2 separate regions of the Homo sapiens genome follow, and region 1 is linked to region 2. A link is an interaction called in ENCODE POLR2A ChIA-PET data of the cell type or tissue named here. Cell type or tissue: Panc1. All regions are shown on one strand.

The links. ChIA-PET counts read pairs that join two places held together with the same protein. Peaks named below come from ENCODE experiments on the same cell type or tissue, not always from the same donor. Only the 100,000 strongest peaks of a DNase experiment are listed, where the experiment ranks them.
Region 1: POLR2A ChIA-PET joins it to region 2 with 5 read pairs; 5 of 35 experiments call an interaction of 5 or more read pairs at or near these places.

The regions. Positions count from the first base shown.
Region 1 is chr16:24,773,915-24,781,914 of GRCh38, reverse strand. TNRC6A (trinucleotide repeat containing adaptor 6A) reads right to left here. Exons shown (of 25, transcript NM_014494.4): 5 at 4,557-4,982. Among named protein-coding and RNA genes, the nearest start is that of TNRC6A, 48 kb to the right of the region's middle. In Panc1, no CTCF peak of the experiment used is centred here; no DNase peak of the experiment used is centred here.
Region 2 is chr16:24,643,232-24,651,231 of GRCh38, reverse strand. It overlaps a transcript of TNRC6A not described here. Among named protein-coding and RNA genes, the nearest start is that of LINC01567, 24 kb to the left of the region's middle. In Panc1, no CTCF peak of the experiment used is centred here; a DNase peak (open chromatin) is centred at 4,761; H3K27ac peaks cover 3,987 bases.

The DNA of each region.
Region 1 (8,000 bases), 130 kb before region 2:
GGAAGCAGAGCTTGCAGTGAGCCGAGATCGTGCCACTGCACTCCAGCCTGGGCAACAGCGAGACTCCATCTCAAAAAAAAAAAAAAAGAGTTAAAATCAGCAGAGTACAGTAACCCACTGGCCTGTGAGACATATAGGAGAGGGAAGAGTAAAGCATGATTTCAAGGTTTCTAGATGGGTGGTTGGATGAATGGGGGTGGCAACTATTTGAGCAAAGGAACGCAGGAGGAGGAAGTGGTACGGGGCAACACAAAGAGTTCAAGTTTGGACATACTGAGTTTTGAGGGGCCCAACATCAGCTGAAGACTTCCAGAAGAGGACCTAAAATGTGGCGAGATCTGAAACAAAGCCTTGGGAGGGAACAAAAAGGTTTGCATTTGACATTCAGAAGATCAGTGACTTCAGCAATAGAGTTATTTTAGTCAAGTGAGCAGAAGCCAGATTATGAGAGACTGATGTAATACATTAAAGACTGCAAGTACAGACTATTCCTTCAGTAACACTGAAAGGGGGGAGGGAGAAATTCTGTAATAGCCTCAAAAGAGTATGGGAATTTTGCCGGGTGTGGTGGCTCACACCTGTAATCCCAGCAATTTGGGAGGCCAAGGCAGGCAGATAGCTTGAGCTCAGGAGTTCAAGACTGGCCTAGGCAACATGGCAAAACCCCATCTCTACAAAACACACAAAAATTAGCCAGGTGTGGTGGTGAACGCCTGTAGTCCCAGCTACTCAGGGAGACTCACTGAGGTGGGAGGATTACTTGAGCTGGGAGGTTGAGGCTGTAGTGAGCCGTGTTCATGCCACTGCACTCCAGTCTGGGTGACAAAGTAAGACGCTGTCTCCTCCAAAAAAAAAAAAAAAAAAAAAAAAAGAGTATGGAGGCTTAAGAAAATTTTTTTAAGGATAGAGAAGATCTGAGTTTGTTTATCGTCCAAGGGGAAGGTGCAAGTTGCAAGCAAGTAGTAGAAGTTGCAAGACAGCAAGGAGGTACACCGTGCTAAAAGCCCAATGCAAGAGCACGGATGGATGGGGATGGACAGCATTTTAACCTTTAAATATCTCCAGAAACTTTAATGTTAACACTTTTGGTTAAAACATCCCAATTATTGGTCATTCACCATTATGCCTCAAATGTCTTTTTCTTTAAAAAAAAAAAACTACTTCAAACATAATAGATAAGGCCATAAAAGAGTAATATAAAATATACTCATACACCTTAAGAAATGCGTTACTAATATGGCAGAAAAAACTCGCAGGTATTCTCTCTCTTTCCTTCGCCAGTAGGTATACCAGTGGTAATCACTCATGTAAATCTTTATATCTCACTACATTTGAATTCATCCCCTAAGCAATACATAGTGTTCTATATGCTTTATATTTTATATAAACACTAACATACTGTGAACAAACAAGCAAGCAATACATTCTTGGGACAACTAGCAAAAATGTGGATATAAACTATCAGAAGATATTGTTGTTGTTCTTTTACTTAGGGGTGATAATGGTATTGTGGTTGTATAGGAGACTATGCTTATTCTTAGGATAATTACCTGTGGAAGGATTAAAGTTGAAGTGCCATAATGTTTGCATACTTACTTTTAAGTGGTTCAACAATAATGTGCACATGCATGCATATATGAGAGAGAGAAAGAGAGGTGTGTCAAGTCAAGATGGGACAATGTTAACCACCACCAGTTTTGGGTGGAGGGTATACGAGTGTTCACTATGTTAGTCTTCTTAATTTTTCTGTATGGATCATGTCAGGTGGATAAAAAATAGGATAGAACACTTTGGCCTATAAGAACAATATTGCTCCTGTTGAGCCTAGTCATCCCCCCAAAGCCTTCACTTTCATTACATGGTTTGTGGGCCCCCATATTAAACAGTTATTTCACCTCTTTGGGGTCTAAGTGGTCAACTGCAAAAAAGAGGTCTCAAGTCTCAATTTAAACCATCAATAAGTGTCTGAGGCACAGCCCCAAAATGGCAGCCCAGGGCTGGTCTGCAGAGTTGTCTAGTTTGACTAGCACAGGATTCTAAAAAAATTAAAAATGAGAATGTAAAAAAGCCAAATACGAATAGATCAAACAAAACAAAACAAAACAAAAAACCAAGCCAACACTATGTTCTCCCAATTCTGAACTACATGTAGTTCACAACAAAGAATGTTTGTGTTTCTGGGCTACTGTGCACGCTGTTTATACTAACTAGTACCTTGTTCTTCACTGGCCTCTAGGCTACTTCCTAATCTGTAAAATGAACATGATACTATCTACTCTGTAAAAGAAGTATTAAATGAGTTAGTAGTGTGTGGGCACAGTAAGCACCCCATAAGGATTAGCCACTGTATCGTTATTAATATTAATAACTTGGTAGGAGCTGGAGATACCTAACTCATAAGAGGCCTTCACTGACTCTCCTGGTCTATTTTGCAAGCTAAAGTTTCTATTACCAATCCTAGTAACACTTAGAAAGATGTTTTAATGTAAATATGTAAAATATGCTGTTAAGTGGGGATTCATAAATTTTTTAAGAGACAAAAGTACAAATCTGGCTCTTCTTTGGAATGCCTTGGCTTCATCATCTGCATTTTCTAGTTGTTTTTTGAGATTGAATCCAGGCTTCAGTCAGATTGCTGCACCCTCCTCACTTCCACCTTAGCCTCCACATCAATGCAGTCCACCCTAGTAAAATTCTTTTAGAAATAGGCATGACGTTTTTCCTTCTCAGACATTTTTTGAAAGCTTCTTCCTATGCCCACACCTGAGGCCTTCTTCTCATCTGAACCCACACCTGTAACACTTTTGATATTTTTGACTCATAGTTATTTTTGAGAAGCAAGATTCTTACACTCCTGTTGTTTCCATCCAAAAACAGGTTCTCTTCATTTCCCCAAGTGAAAAGGCATATTTGACATATTTTCTAAATATACTATCCCACTTCACTGTCTTGTTCAGTACCATTCCACCTTCCTTAGCTCACAGCAGGTACTCCATCATCTGTTGTATAACTAACCTCTCCCGAAGTTTTTAACCACATTTTTCATTATGCTGATGACCAGTACATTTGCTTCCAATCTGACTCCCCAGATGAACTTCAAATGACTAATTGCCTACTACTTGGCATTAGATCTAGTATTAACCAAACTCTTCTTGAAGAGTACAGGTCCTTCTATAAGAGTTATTAGGAAGATAATTTATTTGGCACCTAGATACCAGGCATTAAGGTAGTTCCTTTAATAACATGTCATGTAATTAAGTCTACACAGCAGCCTTATAGGGTTGGGTACTACTGTTTTACAGATTAGCAAAGAAGGTCAGATGTGTTATGGCCAAGCTCACACAGGTAATAAGGTGCTGGGAAATTAGCAAGTAAATATTAACTCAGGACAATGACTTAAATTTGTATCCTTTCCAATAACAATGTGCCTATGCTAGAAAACTCACATTTGTGTCCTCTTCCTCATTACCAATCACATCCTGTATGTTGCCAAAGCACAGCATGGTGGTTACAAGCATATCTTTGGAGTCAGACAGATCTTGATGTGAGTCCAGGATCTGCTACTTATTCACTGTGAAATACCATAATATATTACAATGTACAGAGTAGTTCTTGGTATATAAAAGAGAGCACAGGTATAGAAAGTGAGTAACTACCTGGCACAGTTAGGAAAGACTGCTCAGGCACATAGAGCAATTAAGTAACCTGCCCAAGGTCACACACACTGGGATATGGGGGCACCGGGATGTAAGGCCCTAGTCTATCTGATTCTAGAGACTTCCTTCTTTATCAGTATGCTATACTGCCTCTAGAAGTGTGTTCTTGTATGGGCACCTTCATTCCCCCTCAACCCTAGCACCTAATTCTCTACCTGGCTTGTGGTAAAGCTTTCAAATAGTTGGATAAATGAATGGATGGACAGACTAACAGACCATCAAAACTTTCCAGAACATGTTGAAACAAACTGGGTTTTGAGAAAACCTGTAATCACATACCAGATTTATTTTCTGCCTCACCATCACTACCAAGCTCAGAGAAGCCACTCTGAGACAAATAACTGAATGCATTTCCTCTGTTTGAATATAATTTCTATGAGTGCCAGTCTTTTTATGGCATGTGGTAACTGAATGAGCCTGGGCAAGTTATTTAACATCTTGGTATGTCAGCTGCCTCTACTGAAAGTGGAGGTAAGAACTCAGTCTCACAACGTTGTTGAAGATTAAATGCAATAATATGTATAACTGCTCAGCACATGGCCTGGGGGGAAGGGTGCTCAATTTTAGCTACAGTCTTATAGTCAACTTTAGCTATAAGCTCCTTATTAAAATGGGCAGAACCTGAAGGGAGAATCAGTAATTAAAATAATCATTTTAAAGTAGGTAACTTACAGGAAATATTCTAAGATTCCCCATTCATAACTCCCTATAAAGAACTCTTACATTAAAGCCCACATACTGATGAATACAAATACATCACCAAAAAGCTACGAATTTATCAACTTGCTATACAGCTAATGATGATAAGGTGTGAGTCTCGTAAGAAATGCCTTCTCTCACCTGACTGGTTTTTGCTGTTCTGCACCTCTCCGTTATTTTGTGGCTGTTGATTTGTTAAAGCACTGCTTTCTGACTGGCTGTTTAACACCTTAACAGCAGATCCAAGGTTTGCTGCTATAACAGGAAAATGCTGACCCCTCTTTAGAAGCTGTTTGTGTTCCTGGTGGCGAAATCGTGGAGGTACTTCACGAGGATACCGAGGCAAGGCCTGTGGCTGCTGCTGTGGCTGCTGCTGCTGCGGCTGCGGCTGTGGCTGCTGCTGTGGCTGCTGCTGCTGCGGCTGCTGCTGTTGCTGCTGCTGCTGTGGCTGCTGATTGTTGGCTGTAGCTCGCTTGGCATTATTATTAGTGCTGGTTGCTGTGGAAGTGCCGTTATTAGAGTTGGCAGGCTGAGGCTGGCTTACACTGGGCTTTATCTGTTCTGGCACTAATCCCAACAAAAGAAAAGGGGTGGAAAAGATTAGCCAGTAAAGTGTACCTCCAAAGTAAGCCATCTAAATTCAAAGGCACTAAGAAAAATAATCCTAAAAAAACAGAAGCTTTCTGTGAGCAGGGATATCCTCATTTACAGGCTCAAATTTTGTTAGGAGATGTCACTGCCAAGAGTCATATTTCACTTCTGCTACCTACCTACCCAATAAGGGCCCAGGGACCTTCGGCCAAGACAACAACTCATGTTCACTATCTCTTTTACCACATTACTCTCTGGTCAAAGACATCATCATCGGATCATTACAAAACCAGGGAACTCGCAATGACTCAAAGAACAAATGTGGCCAACCAATTTTCAGTAGTCCTAAGGGAATCCTCTATTCCTTGGCAACTGTTCTTATTCTGCCTCATTGTTAATGTGTTTGGTCTCTATTTTTCATCTTTGGAAGACAACACAAGAACAACACAAGGTTAGAAAACAACCTGCTGGTTTTCTTACAAAAAGGCTAAGTTAACAATGTCTGTATTTGCTAAAAATGTAATATCTGAATCATATAAGACAAACTCAGAACATGGAACTAAAGACAAAGATAACGTTATCTATGAGATGAATCAAAATGAGATAAATAATCTGGATGCTCTATCTTAAATCTGAAAAATAAATCGGAAACTGCAAATAGGGAAATTTTTGACTCATAAAAGAGTGGAAAGAAAGAAATAAAACGGATGGAAATGCCTTAAGCTAGTGTAAGTAAACCCAGTTGGAGAAGTACAGAGATGCATGGTGTATGAGCTTTTGGTGCCAGGTTTCAACCCCAGCCCTGCCTTTACAAGCTTTCTGTCTTTGGGCAAGTTGTATAAACCTAACTGAGCCTGCTGTTTTCTCGGTAAAATGGAGATAGTACCTACACCTTGCAGAGCTATCCTAAGGTTAAATGTCTTCATGTTTATAAAACACAGAACATAAGGCTATATAAACAGTGGCTATTCGTTAATGACTGACACAATACCACCTTATACTTTGGTAGCAGTTGAATGTTTCTATGAAATGCTGTAATGTATCCTCACAGATACCACTGTCAGATAAGTGAAGTGAAACACCCCCATGTTACTGGTGAGGGCACTCAGAGAAAAATCTCCATTCAAGGGTTAAGAGCTCCCACCCTGGAATTAAAACAGCCCACTATTCACCATCTGAGTTACCTCTGTGTCTTTCTCCTCCATAAAGTAGCAACAGTCTTGGTCAAGTGCCCAGTGTGTTGTAACCACTCAGTAAACAGAAGTGAAGTTATTACTGTGTCCAAAAGAAATCTTTATCAAATGCCTACAATATATATGACAATGTCATTAAAGCCTTGGTCACCTGAGTTTACAATAGCCACCAACTTCCTCTTCCACACTCTCAGCTCTAGCCTCCCTTCACCTAACAAACTGATCTCCCCATTTTCTTTCTTCTCTGAACATCTGGTAAATTTAGTCTATGTCATTTATACTTTTTTAATATAATATATGATCTTAGCCTCTTTTTTTTTTTCCATGTGACTTCCATTTTTCTAAAGTAATACAAATTGTAGTTCAGGAAGAATTACAGTGAATAATTACAAATATTCCATCTACTGTTTATAATCCTTTCCATTCTTGATGCTCACTGATGAGTCTCTTACTGATAATTGGGGCAAAGTGCTTTCTAGGCCTAATTATGGGTGAAAATTTTGTCTCCCAGACAATATAATGCTTCTAATATGTAACAATAACGTATATTCCTTCGTGTACCTCATGCAGTAATAAGCAGACACTGGCTATCAAAAACACTTCATGAAGACCATATGGCACTAGAATATTCTAAAGTACCTCTGAAACCTAAGGAAGATAAAGTACAGGCAGCCCTCCACATCCATGTGTGCCCCACCCACAGATTCAACCAACCATGGATCAAAAATACTAAGCAAACAAACAAACCAAAAATAAAAATATAAATAAAAACCAATGCAATTATTTACACAGCATTTACATTATATTTGGTATTGTAAGTAATCTAGAGATGATTCAAAGCATATAGAAGAATGTGTCTAGGTTATATGCAAATACTACACCATTTTATATAAGGGACTTGAACATCCATGAATTCTGGTATCTGTTGGGGGTCCCGGAACCAATGCATCACAGATACCAAGGGACAACTGTATATGTAACATTATGAGGAACATAAAAATGCTTACTCAGCTTTTACATGCTTAGTACTGGACTTAGTGTGGCATCTGGCAATTGAACATCAACTTAAGGTGGCAGCTACCTGCTGCTGTAATACAGGTTTGTTGCCACTTCATTACTTTAAAAATCTAAACATTAAAAAAAAAATTGTGACAGTTTTAGGTCCAAACAAAGTCTGTGAGAAAGGAGCAGGAAGATGCTTTTTATTTATCAAAGAACCAGAAGAAAACCTATATACAAAAACTGTGAATGATCTATATGAAGGCATGAACTCAAGTAACTGCTGTACTTCTGATCAGTAAAGTACCATGTGGAATACAAAGCTGAGATAGGTATTCATTTCCGGGGCCAGAAAGCTTCATTAAAACCAGTAAAGACATCAAGACAATGTAACTACTGATTATTACATGAAGCTAATCTGAAGTACAATCTTAGATACAAAATAAGACATAGAAGTAATGAGTGCAGAAGGAGTAAACAGTGAACGTAGGTGGGGGTTGCTAGGTAACAAATATCAATACTGACTAATACTGGCATGGTTTATGTGTAGTTAAAAATTTTAAGTTAACTATGTTCATAATCACCCAAACCACTGGAAGGGGGGAAAAAGGAAAATTAGAAAACTTCATCTATTCAACGGACATGGAAAATGGAATTTTAAAAAATTTCAAAATTCTGGTTAATGCAAACTAGGATGCTAAATAGAAGCCCCCAATTATCTGTGTCACAATAAATGTGAATGGGTTAAGTTCACTTGTTAAAAGATAAAGCCTCTTAAACTAAGAAAGGAAAAACAATATAC
Region 2 (8,000 bases):
TACGATTCCTTAGAATAGATACACCACAATTTTTTTTTTTTTTTTTTGCCATACCCAGTTGGTGGATATGTGGGTTGTTCTCCTTAGTGACTGTTATAAACAATGTTGCGGGAAACATCTTCCTACATACCTTCTGTGCACCTGGACAGAGTTTCTTTAGAGAAGATACTGAGCAGTGGAATTGCGTAGACAATTTATCGTTGTTTGATAGATCTACACGGAGCTACACTGTTCAATCCAGTAGCCACTGGCCACTGGCCACGTGTGGCAAATGAGCACTAGCAATGTAGCTAATGTGAATGGGGAGCCCAACTTTTTAGGTTTCCTTAATTTTTAAAATTTTAAAACTGAACCAGTATAAAATATTTTTCTATTAAGTTTAATTTTGCTTTGGTAGGATTATATTTCTCTCTCCTAAGTGCATCACATAAAATATTCTTATATTGCCAGTGCACATGGCAGGCGTGTGCGTGTTTTCTCAGATCACATGTGAACCTATCACTCATCTAACAGGTGTCAATTCGTTTGGTTTGAATCCTTTTTTTCTTTCTTTCTTTTTTTTTTTTTGAGTCAGAGTCTCACTCTATCGCCCAGGCTCAAGTATAGTGGCATAATCTTGGCTCACTGCAACCTCTGCCTCCCAGGTTCAAGCGATTCTCCTGCCTCAGCCACCCAAGTAGCTAGGCTTACAGGCACCTGCCACCGTGCCAGGCTAATGTTTGTATTTTTAGTAGAGACAAGGTTTTGCCATGTTGGCCAGGCTGGTCTCAAACTCCTGTCCTCAAGTGATCCACCCGCCTCCGCCTCCCAAAGTGCTGGGATTACAGGCGTGAGCCACTGCACCTGGCCAAACCCTTTTTTTCTGTGCATTGATACAACATTGTAATGTGTTTACCTGAATGTTTTATCCAGACAGTATGAATTGCATGTTACCTTTGCATCACATTGTTCACTAAAGAAAAATACATAATATTTTAATTATAATTCAATTATTTTTCTATACATGAACAAAATTTCCAATTTAAAATAAAGGCAGGCAACTGATGTAGAATTAAATGGAGATGCAAATGTTAGTGCTATGACAAGAATAGTAAATTAAGAGACTGGAGGCTGGGTGTGGTGGCTCACACCTGTAATCCCAGCACTTTGGAAGGCCAAGGCAGGCAGATCATTTGAGGTCAGGAGTTCGAGACCAGCCTGGCCAACATGGTGAAACTCCATCTCTACTAAAAATACAAAAATTAGCTGGGCTTGGTTGCGCATGCCTGTAATACCAGCTACTCAGGAGACTGAGGTGGGAGAATCACTTGAACCCAGGAGGTGAAGTTTGCAGTGAACCAAAATTGTGCCACTGTCATGCCTGGGTGACAGAGCTAGGTTCCATCTCCAAAAAAAAAAAAAAAAAAAAAAAAAAAGAGAGAGAGAGACTGGAAGCTGGGGGATGGGGAAATTGGGGAGATGTTGGTGAAAGGATACAAAAATTCAGTTAGACTGGAGGAATAAGTTCAAGAGATGTATTGTACAACATGGTGAGTATGGTTAATAACATATTGTATATTTGAAAATTGCTAAGAGAGTAGATATTAAGTGTTCTTACCACACACACACAAAGAAGTATGTGAGGGCTGGATGAAGTGGCTCATGCCTGTAATCCCAGCACTTTGAGAGGCAGAGGTGGGAGGATTTCTTGAGCCCAGGAGTTTGAAACCAACCTGGGCAACATAGGGAGATCCTGTCTCTACAAAAAATAAAAAAATTAGCTGGGTGTGGTGGTGCACATCTGTGGTCCCAGATACTCAGAAGGCTGGGGTGGGAAGATGGCTTGAGCCCAGGAGTTCGAGGTTTCAGTGAGCTATGATTGTGCCACTGCACTCCAGCCTGGGCCACAGAGTGAGACCCTGTCTCAAAAAAACAAAACAAAACAAAACAAAACAAAAAACAAAGAAAACAAAAAGAAGTATGTGAGGTAACATGCATATGTTAAATAGTTTGATTTAGCCATTCCACAATTTATACATATATAAAAACACCAATTGTGCATCATAAATATATACAATTTTTACTTGTCAATTATTTATTTATTTTGAGGCAGAGTAGGCTAATTTTTTTTTTCAGTAGAGACAGGGTCTCACTATGTTGCCCAGGCTGATTTCAAACTCCTGGGCTCAAGCGATCCTCCCGCCTCAGTCCCCCAAAGTGTTGAGATTACAGCCGTGAGCCACCGCACCCGGCCTGCTTGTCAATTTTAAAAAGGGAAACGCTTAAGAAACTGTAGGAAGATGTGCCACCGATTTCATGATGGATGACAGTTGCAACTTGCTGTGGTAGAGTGAAACAAAAAAGCTGCATGTTGGTTGTGAAAAAAAATTTTATGAGAATAAGGTGGAAACTATTGAGACATTTTCAGCAAATACATAGTGAGTTTGATAAGTTTTTCTCCACATTCAAGAAAGAACTAACGAAGCACATGAAAAGATGCTCAACATCCCTTGACACTAGGAGACTGCAAATCCAAACCTCAGAATACCACTTCATACCCATTAGGATGGCGATTACCAACAAAACAAAACGGCACAGGAAACAAGTGTTGGTGAAGATGCAGACAAACTAGAAAACTTCCACCCTTGTGCCTTGCTGGTGGGACTGTAAAATGGTTGCTGTGGGCCGGGCGCGGTGGCTCACGCCTGTAATCCCAGCACTTTGGGAGGCCAAGGCGGGTGAATCATGAGGTCAGGAGATCGAGACCATCCTGGCTAACACGGTGAAACCCCGTCTCTACTAAAAATACAAAAAATTAGCCAGGCGTGGTGGTGGGCACCTGTAGTCCTAGCTACTTGGGAGGCTGAGGCAGGAGAATCGCTTGAACTGGGGGTTGGAGGTTGCAGTGAGCCAAGATTGTGCCACTGCACTCCAGCCTGGGCGACAGAGCGAGACTCCATCTCAAAAAAAAAAAAAAAGTTGCTGTGGAAAGTGGTACAATTGCTCAAAAATTAAAGAAATACCATGGATCCAGCAATTTCACTTCTTAGTATATATCAAGAAGAACTGAAAGCAGGAACTCAAATAGATGCTTGTACACTCAAGTTCATGGCAGCATTATTCCCAATAGCCAAAAGGTGAAAATTACCCCAATGGTCATCAACAGATGAATGGATAGTATATGGTCTTAAGAAAGAAGGAAATTCTGACACTTGTTACAATATGGATGAACCGTGAAGACATTATGCTAAGTGAAATAAGCCCAACAAAAGAGGATAAATACTGTATGGTTCTACACATATGAATTTCCTAGAGTAGTCAAACTCATAGATATAGAAAATAGGCTGGGTGCAGTGGCTCACGCCTGCAATCCCAGCACTTTGGGAGGCTGAGACAGCTGATCATTTGAGGTCAGGAGTTCGAGACCAGCCTGGCCAACATGGTGAAAACACATCTCTACTAAAAATACAAAAATTAGCCAGGCATGGTGGCGCGTGCCTGTAATCTCAGCTACTCAGGAGGCTGAGGCAGAAGAATCCCTTGAACCCAGGAGGCAGAGGTTGCAGTGAGCCAAGATCACACCACTGCACTCCAGCCTGGGCGAAAGGGGGAGTTAGTGTTTAATGGGGTCAGAATTTCAGTGTGGGAAGATAAAGTTGTAGAGATGGACGGTGGTGATGGTTCACAGCAGTGTGAATGTACTTAATGCCATGGAGATGTATACCTACAGATGATTAAAATAGTAAATTTTATGTTGTGTATATTTTACCACAATGAGAAAACCCAATGAAATTAGTTAGTTGAAATCAGAATAAAATGTTGAGCAAAAACCTTTTAAATAGATTTTATTTTATCAGGATTAGAGATTATAACTTTGGCCAGCTATAAAAATGACTAGGATTCTTGCATGCATGCGCGTATACACATGTACACAATTTTTAATGGAAAGATGGTAAAAAAATTATTTAAGTTGTAAAAATTTTGTTAGAAAATTATGAGGAAAAGACTAAAAAGATATTTTAGGCTGGCGTGGTGGCTCACACCTGTAATCCCAGCACTTTGGGAGGCCAAGGTGGGCAGATTGCTTGAGCACCGGAGTGTGAGATCATCCTGGGCAACATGGTGAACCCCTGTCTCTACGAAAAATAGAAAAAAATGGCTGAGTGTGGTGGTGCACCCCTGTAGTCCCAGCTACTGGGGAGGAGGCTGAGGTGGGAGGATCACTGAGCCCAGGAGGTCAAAACTGGAGTGGGGTCAATCCGCACCACCACACTCCAGCCTGGGAAATAGAGGGAAACTCTGTCTCAAAATAAATGAATAAATAAATAAAAATAAAGATTTTACAGAAAGTGAATAATCTGCAATTAAGCCACCAAACAATTGCCCATAGAATGAAAGAACGTATTAAAGCTAAATGGATTCAAATTTTGGAAAATTGCACAATTTAGCTGAGTCATGCCATGAGATACCACCCAACTAATAGCCTGGGTATATTTATTCAAAAAGGTCTTCCAAATTTATGAAAAAACCTTGTCAATTCATGGCTTACCAAAGTGTAGCATAGATTTTAAAAACATCTTTTACATCTGACCAAAAAAATTTCACTTAGATATGAAAAAATTAGTTTCTATCATGCCAGATGGTCCTCCAGCTATGTTTGGTCAAAAATCTGGTTTTATTGGAGTTTCAAAACAAGAGACTGATGTTTCCCTTATTGCTTCATCCCACTGTATGATAAATACTGAAAATATTTGTGCTGCTTTTGGAAGCAGGCTCCATGGAAAGTGTCATGGGTACAGTTGTTAAAACTGTTCAGTGTATACATACAAATGCTGTGAATCACCACCAGTGCATGGGATTTTTGAAAGAAATAGAAGGCAATGAATGGGGTGATCTTGGGTCTTCGCCAATGTTCATTGGTTGAGTCATGGAAGAGTTTTACAAAGATTTACTGTACTGTCAATTCCAATTCAAGATTTTCTTGAAACAAAGGGAATGCTTGCCAAATATTTAATAATCAAAGATAAACATGGCAGTGTGACTTAAGTTTTCTCAGCAATATCATAGTGTATATGAAATGAGATAAATTCCAAGCTCTAAAGAAAGAAAAACCTGTGACCTAGCTGGAAAAGTATAAGAATTTACATTGAAATGAAAACATTTCATAATACAAATCAATAGTAATGATTCTGCATATTTTTAACATGAATCAATATGCAAAATATATATTTTTTAAGACAGGGTTTTGCTCTGTTGCCCAGGCTGAAGTGCAGTGGCATTATCTTGGCTCACGGCAACCTCTGCCTCCCAGACTCAAGTGATCCTCCCACCTCAGCCCCTCAAGTAGCTGGGACTACAGATGCACGCACCATCATGGCCTGCTAATTTTTTTTTTTTTTTTTTTTTTTTTTTTTTTTTGTAGATACAGGGTCTTGTCATGTTTCCCAGGTTGGTCTCGAACTCCTGAGCTCAAGTGATCTTCCCCACCTCGGCCTCCCAAAGTGCTGGGATTACAGGCATGAGCCACCGCGCCTGGCTGCAAAATATTTTTAATGGTAATCACCAGTATTATGTAAATTATCTGCAAAACTTACAAGAAAAATTTGAAGAATATTGTTGATATTGACAAACTTTAGAGTTACTTTTCAATTTATACAGCATCCTTTTACATTCCATGTTAATACTGAGTTGACATGAGGATTGGTGAATTGCTATAACTCGGACAGAAGTAGGTTTTTGTTTTTTGTTTTTTGTTTTTTTTTTGAGACAGGGTCTCACTCTGTTGCCCAGGCTGGAGTGCAGTGGCGTGATCTTGGCTCACTGCAACCTCTGCCTCCCAGGCTCAAGCTTCCTGAGTAGCTGGGATTACAGGCATGCACCACTACCACCGGACTAATTTTTGTATTTTTAATAGAGATGGGGTTTCACCATGTTGGCCAGGCTGGTCTTGAACTCCTGACCTCAAATGATCCATCCGCCTCAGCCTCCTAAAGTGCTGGGATTATAGGCATGAGCCACTGTGCCCAGCCTGGACAGAAGTAGTTTTAAAACTGATATGCTTTTGCTTCAAAGTCAAACCACTATTCCAATAAAGATGAACTAGCTTCACCAATGTGGAAGTGAATAATACAGGAAAGTGATTTTTTGATACTTGGAAAATATTTAAGTATCTTTGGAACAACCTGCATATGCTGTTCTACTTTTTCAACTGTAACTATAAATACAGATCAAATGTTTTCAATGACAGCTGTACTGTAAGTGTAAAATACACCCTGGATGTCAAAGATTTAGAATAACAACAGGAAGTAAGGAATATATCTCATTACAAATTTTTATATTGATTTCAGGTTGACATGAAGATATTTTAGAAATGTTAGGTTCAATAAATTGTAATGTTAAAATTAATTTCATCTGTTTCTTTTTACCTTTTAAAAGTGTGGCAACTAGAATATTTACAATTACGTGTGTGGTTTGTGTTATTATTCTATTCAATAGTGATGGGCTGGGTGTGGTGGCTCATGCCTGTAATCCCAGCAGTTTGGGAGGCCAAGGCAGGCAGATTGCTTGAGACTAGGAGTTTGAGACCAGCCTGGGCAGCATAGTGAGACCTTGACTCTACAAAAAACAAACAAAAAAAACCCACAAAAAAAAACCAAATTAGCCTGGTGTAGTGTCATGAACCTGTAGTCCTAGCTACTTTGGAGGCTGATGCGGGAGGATCGCTTGAGCCTAGGAGTTTAAGACCAGCCTGGGCAACGTAGTGAAACCCTATCTCTACAAAATATTTAAAAATTAGCTGGGTGTGGCAGTATGCACCTGTAGTCCCAGCTTCTTCTTGGCCGGGGCGGGAGGATTACTTGAGCCCAGGAGGTTAAGGATGCAGTGAGCTGTGATTGCACCACTGCACTCCAGCCTGGTGGACAGAGTGAGACCCTGTCTCAAAAAACAAAACAAGCTAACACGGTGAAACCCTGTCTCTACTAAAAATACAAAAAAAAATTAGCTGGGCGTGGTGGCGGGCGCCTGTAGTCCCAGCTACTGGGGAGGTTGAGGGAGGAGAATGGCGTGAATCCGGAAGGCAGAGCTTGCAGTGAGCCAAGATCGCGCCACTGCACTCCAGCCTGGGCGACAGAGCGAGACTCTGTCTCAAAAAAAAAAAAAAAAAAAAAAATTAAAGATAAGAAACAAAACAAACAAAACCCAGCGATGATCTAGAATTGCCTGCCCTCTTATTTGCACCAGTGTTCCTGCTGGGAGAATTATGTACTGTGATTAGGTCTGACAAGAGGGCTGTCTAAGTCACTTGTCGCCCCTCTCATCTCATCATCCACTATGGAAGCTGAAGGAGCCAAGTTCAAGAAGTTAGCTGTGAAGCTGAGCAATTAGATCCTTCCTCCCAGGACTTAGATTCTGGAGTAAGTGGTGCAGAGACAGAAACATTATTTGGAAGTCAAATTCGGCATAGGATCAGTGTCCGTGTGTGGCCTAGACTTGTAAATTCTTCCCCACTGTATTGTTGCTACTAATGGGGCGGCGGGGAGGGGTGGTGGAAGGGACAGTACAGAATCAGATAGAATGTCCACTACAGAAGTATTATTAGAGGAAGATGTTGACTCAAGGGAAGACGGGGCCAAGCCTCAAGTCTGATGGGTTAGGTTAGCCTCCGAACAGAAGAATAAGCAGTACGGCTGGAAGCCAGGAAGATGGAAGAAAATAGAGCGTGCAGTGGAGAGTGAGCTGTACAAAGAGGTGTCTGGATTAAGAATGAATGGTGGATCGGGGTGGTCACAGCTGAAAGAAACCACATAAAGCAAAAGATTAAGACATAGGTTAGGACCCTATGCCTGCCCTAATCCGCCGCCCTAAGAAAACCATTCTCTGAGTTTTGGAATGAATACCTGGGTTAATTAAAGAAAAAGCACCCTCTGGAAACCTCAGTGTCACGGCACTCCTGGGGATTCCTGATGACAAAAGGAAAGAAGCAATAGGCATGATTTCTTCCTTCCTTCCTTCTGCATGGG